2 separate regions of the Homo sapiens genome follow, and region 2 is linked to region 1. Evidence: read pairs that join two places in POLR2A ChIA-PET (ENCODE). Cell type or tissue: MCF 10A. All regions are shown on one strand. Each heading gives the region's core, and the rest is flanking DNA. Links, peaks and the distances in the headings are about the cores only.

Region 1 (2,827 bases), core at 211-2,710:
TTAGAGATTTATAACATCTCTCCTATGATGTTAACAGTGTTTTGGTATTGTTTTTCTGGTTGCGTCAGAAAGTTGTGTTTTACTTATAAAAATAGAATGGCCCACTTACATAGAAGAACAGAAGCAATAACGGTTTTGGGGAGCTGTTTCTGATGGCTCTTCAAAGAAAATGTTGACAAAGCATTTCACAGGAATGGACCAGGTCATATATTTACTCTCTGTTTTTTTTTTTTTTTAGCCTCAAGTTGGAGAGAGGAGGTTGTATTTATTCTCTAGCAATGTTATTGATTAGCCTGGAAAGTAAAGCAATAAGTATTTAAGACTGCCCTGAATCTTGCCTATTAAGCACGTTCTCTTAGTAATTTACATCAGGTGAGGTTTAATAGGTCACAGATTGAATTTTATTGCCCAGTTTCTTAGGGTAGGGATGTGACAAGTAGCTGTAACTACTGCTTTTTGTGTTCACCTCAGTGTTGATGTATTCTCTGGATAAGCAACTTCTAATATCATGGCATCACAGTGTTGAAAGGAACCTAAAGGTGACCCATGTACTACAGAGCCTTTCAAATTCTTGAAACCTAGATTTAAGTAAGAGGCTTGGTTACCCCAGGATCGGTTCATGTGATTCAGTGCCCATTCAGGGTACTGCAGATGACCACCTTTGTATATTTCGCAGGAACTGGTGTACATTTATTGTGTTTGGGAATTATTAAATAATTATAAGTGCTTTAAGAACCAAACTTTTAGTAGTTTTTATTTGTAAATCTGAAAATATCTAAGCATGAGAACCACTTATTTGTAATGTGAGTTCCTGCCATAGCGATCATTTATAGAAAATAAAGTATTTTTGTGTATGTGTTATTTATTCAAAATGTTAATTATTTTTTAAAGAATTCTTAACTTTGTAATTGATGGTAGCAAGGCACTCATCTGCTTTATGTAGTGGTATTGTTTCCTATTTGGAAGGCAACCAGGAACCTAGAATATTTCAGCCTGCTTTGATTAATCACACTTATCTTTTCATCTTTGTTTTCTTTTTGATAGTGTAAAATATTTAATGAGGTCTGTTCTGTCATCTCTTTGCTTTCCTTCCAAAAAATGCTTAAAATTCTTAGCTAGTGTTTTGAGCTACTTTTATTCAGTTACTTTTACCGTTTGCCCATGATGAAGACTTCTTTGGTAATATCAAAAGGAACTCCCCAATTTATTAATATATACATACAATACAAAACAATGTATAATTTTTAGCAAACGTTGTCTGTTAATCCTATTATCCTGATAATTATATTATCCTGATAATCATATTATCAATGAGTGATCAAAGTACATTTGTAGTGTATTACTTTTTTTTTTTTTTTTTTTTTTTTGAGACGGAGTCTCACTCTGTCACCCAGGCTGGAGTGCAGTGGCATGATCTCGGCTCACTGCAAGCCCCACCTAATTTTTTGTATTTTTAGTAGAGACGGTTTCACCATGTTAGCCAGGATGGTCTCAATCTCCTGACCTCGTGATCCGCCCACCTTGGCCTCCCAAAGTGCTGGGATTACAGGCATGAGCCACCGCGCCCGACGTATGTGGCATATTTTCTTAATCCAGTCTATCATTGATGGACATTTGGGTTGGTTCCAAGTCTTTGCTATTGTGAATAGTGCCCCATTAAACATACGTGTGCATGTGTCCTTATAGCAGCATGATTTATAATCCTTTGGGTATATACCCAGTAATGGGATTACTGGGTCAAATGGTATTTCTAGTTCTAGATCTTTGAGAAATCGCCACACTGTCTTCCACAATGGCTGAGCTAGTTTGCAGTCCCACCAACAGTGTAAAAGTGTTCCTATTTCTCCACATCCTCTCCAGCACCTGTTGTTTCCTGACTTTTTAATGATAACCATTCTAATTGGCGTGAGATGGTATCTCATTGTGGTTTTGATTTGCATTTCTCTGATGGCCAGTGATGATGAGCATTTTTTCATGTGTCTGTTGGCTGCATAAATGTCTTCTTTTGAGAAGTGTCTGTTCATATCCTTCGCCCACTTTTTGATGGGGTTGTTTGTTTTTTTCTTATAAATTTTTTTAAGTTCTTTGTGGATTCTGGATATTAGCCCTTTGTCAGATGGGTAGATTGCAAAAATCTCCCATTCTGTAGGTTGCCTGTTGACTCTGATGGTAGTTTCTTTTGCTGTGCAGAAGCTCTTTAGTTTAATTAGATCCCATTCGTCTATTTTGGCTTTTGTTGCCATTGCTTTTGGTGTTTTAGTCATGAAGTCCTGTGCATGGGCAATTTTTCTAGAGTTGTCTATTCTTCCTCAAAAAGAAATATGATTAAGAAAGCCCACGTGACAGCCAGGCGCAGTAGCTCACGCCTGTAATCGTAGCACTTTGGGAGGCCAAGGCAGGCGGATCACTTGAGGTCAGGAGTTTGAGACCATCCTGGCCAACATAGTGAAACCCCGTCTCTACTAAAAATACAAAAATTTCACCGGGCATGGTGGCAGGCACCTGTAATCCCAGCTACTTGGGAGATTGAGGCAGGAGAATCGCTTGCCCTTGGGAAGCGGAGGTTGCAGTGAACCGAAATCTCATCACTGCACTCCAGCCTGAGTGACAGAGCTAGACCCTGTCTCAAAAAAAAAAAAAAAGCCCACGTGACTACCAAAATCCAGTTTCTTCCCTTCTCGAGAAAAGACTGACATAAACTTTCATGTTTCTTTGAAAAATCATGTCCATTTTCTAAAAACTTTATCCTCATGCCTCCTTAAATTTTTACTTAAATGTTTATTTTTCCAGGTAAATATTGATGAGTAGGCAGTCTCTTTCAAGGATT
Region 2 (2,827 bases), core at 123-2,622, 820 kb after region 1:
CCGAGATCACACCCATTGTACTCCAGCCTGGGCAACAAGAGTGAAAAAAAAATACATATATATATGTACACACACACACATATACATGTATATATATAATGTATACTTTATACTCCTATATATTATATATCTATGTATTTTACATTATATATAAAATATACTTTATGCTCCTTCTAGATATATATACAGAATATTATATAACATATATGGAAGTATAAAGTATATTATGGTAAATACATAAACCGGTGACATAATTGTTTATTATCAAGTATTATGTGCTGTTTATAATTGTATGAGCTAGACCTTCATATGACTGGCAGCACAGTAGGTTTGTTTATACCAGCATCACCACAAACATGTGAGTAATGTGTTGTGCTATGATGGTCCCATATTATAATCTTATGGGACCACTGTCATATATGCGGTCCGTTGTTGAGCAAAATGGCATTATGCAGTACATGACTGCAGTTGTTTATAGTCAGCCTCCATTCTGATTGGGTGGTCGGTACTATTTGTGATGTTAAATATTTTGAGCATTGTCTCTTGGAACAAGGTAGAAGGATGAGAGCCCAGCTATACCCTGAGAATGTCTACACCCTTAGGAATGTCTGTACCCTTAGGAATGACAGCAGGGGTGCTGCATTTGGTTACAGGGTTATGCAATGCTCAACAAACACAACTGTGTGCAGCAGCCCTGAAGAGTGCCTGTGTGTGATTCCTGAGATGTTCTATCCTCAGTCACTAATTTGAAGAATTCTTGGATGTCTGACTCTACTTGAGGATTAGTTAAATTGTGGTGTTAGAATTTTGTCACATTTGGCTTGGGGAAGCCTTTCCTGCAAGGTGCTATCAGGCTTTAAAAAGACAGAGGGCTCGGATTTCATCAGGTTTAAAGAACAGGATACATATTGTTTTGGACCTGCCTGTTACTTAAATGACGGGATTCTGTCTGACATGTACCTCTTTTGTTACCTGGTAGTGAGGTTGTAGAGAGATTTAGAGCCATCTCCTGCCTCTAATCTGGGTTCTTCATCTGCAGTCTATGGACCCTTTGCATACGTAGAATCCAAAGAGTTCATGTTCTTGGATATGACAAATAATTACATTTTTATTTTCATTAACTCCAGCTGAAATATAGAACTTCTTTCAATTATTAGTGAGACAAAACACTCTGGTATTAATTAGCTTTCCACTGTAATGAACAGATATTATATTTATTTTCATGACACATAACAGATAACATGTCATTTAATGTCATTATTTGAAATTATAATTGTAGTATACCCATTATTAGGTCTATTTTTAATTTATTTGTAGAGAATTCTATGTATTTTTATATCACAAATATTTAAAACTTTTTCAATAATTATATTTCAAACTGGCTTCCTTTTTATTCCCTATGCATCTTATTTTTTTGCATTTAAAAATATTATTTGGAGAGGACACACAAATGAATAACAACTGCTTTTTAGAGGCAGTAGATATCTCCCAAAATGTCTACTAGTTGCTCATGACTAGATTGGCTTATAGCCACTTAGTTCACAATAGTGGATGATTCACAAAGTAAACAAGTGGTGAGAGAGTAAGACTGATGGGAAAAATGTGGTCATAGTGTAGAGCCATTATTCTTCACCTGTTAGGTGACTGTGGGCTGGGTTAGAGACATGCAGGGCTCTAAAATCAGAGGTAGTTTCCCTGGAGGGAGGGCATAGTGGTTTTGTCTACAGCGTTGGGCAAGACCTGTCGCATTAGTTGGTGGGGAGGAATACGGCACCATTCGTCTACCCTGTCTTCCCACTATGCAATCTTTTTCACATCTCCCTCTATCTTTCTTCATAGTAGTTCCAAACACCATTTTGTAAACATATTAGTTTAGAAATTATTGAGAAGGTGTCCCTTTTTGAAAATGTGTTTAGAGAGAGACCAGTATACCCCCTTGCCTCCTTCCTTCTCCATGTATTCCACTTCTGGGCTGGTCATTCTGGGAAATACCATATATAGGACTGTAGGAATGAACTTCTAAATGTTTTCTATTTTACAGAACGTTTTTTCATTTTCTTGAAAACCGAATTCATCTGTATGCATGTTTTTATAGTAATCATTGCAAATACTAGGTAAGAAGTTAGGTATTTGAGGATAACAGTGAAAACAGAAAATTTCTCTTTTTAAATTTAAAACCATGTATAGGTCAGTGGCTTTCAAAAATTTTTGACGGTGACTTACAGTCAGAAATGCATTTTACATCCTGATCCAGTGTATAGGTGCACACACACAGGCACACACATTCACAATTGAAACAGAATTTTTTCATTTATCTCATCCCATCCATCCCGTCTCATCCCATTCCACCGTGTCCTGTCCCACCCCACCCCATCCCATCCCCTCATTCTGTCCCATTCTGTTCTGTTTGAGTCTATCCCATTTTATCCTATTTTTTAATTTAAGAAAAATATCGACCTTAACCCACTAAACTGATTTTACGACTCACTAATACATCACAATTTGAAGTTTGAAGAAAATATTGGCCTAAATGAGGTTTGTGTTTTCGATTTTTAAAGTCAGTTCAGAAGTGGCTCACTACATTTTCTCCCTCTCTCCATAGCACTTATTACAGTGAAACAAAGCTGAGCGAGGGGATTAGCTGGAGGACCTAACGTTGAGTACCTAGTATGCACTAATAATGTTATGTTTGTTTTGTTATCTTTTGTACTCCTCCAAACAATCTTGAGGAGCAGAAAAATCAAAGCTTCATAATGGCTCAAATTTTTATTTTTATTTTTCACTTCTGTATCCCCATCACCTATAATAATGAATGGCATATATCAGG

What was found. ChIA-PET counts read pairs that join two places held together with the same protein. Peaks named below come from ENCODE experiments on the same cell type or tissue, not always from the same donor. Only the 100,000 strongest peaks of a DNase experiment are listed, where the experiment ranks them.
Region 2: POLR2A ChIA-PET joins it to region 1 with 5 read pairs; 3 of 35 experiments call an interaction of 5 or more read pairs at or near these places.

Annotation. Positions count from the first base shown.
Region 1 is chr3:23,911,581-23,914,407 of GRCh38, reverse strand. All of the region lies in intron 1 of NKIRAS1 (NFKB inhibitor interacting Ras like 1), which reads left to right. Among named protein-coding and RNA genes, the nearest start is that of NKIRAS1, 4.0 kb to the left of the region's middle. In MCF 10A, for the core only: no CTCF peak of the experiment used is centred there; no DNase peak of the experiment used is centred there.
Region 2 is chr3:23,094,042-23,096,868 of GRCh38, reverse strand. No RefSeq gene overlaps it. Among named protein-coding and RNA genes, the nearest start is that of UBE2E2-DT, 110 kb to the left of the region's middle. In MCF 10A, for the core only: no CTCF peak of the experiment used is centred there; DNase peaks (open chromatin) are centred at 658 and 1,588.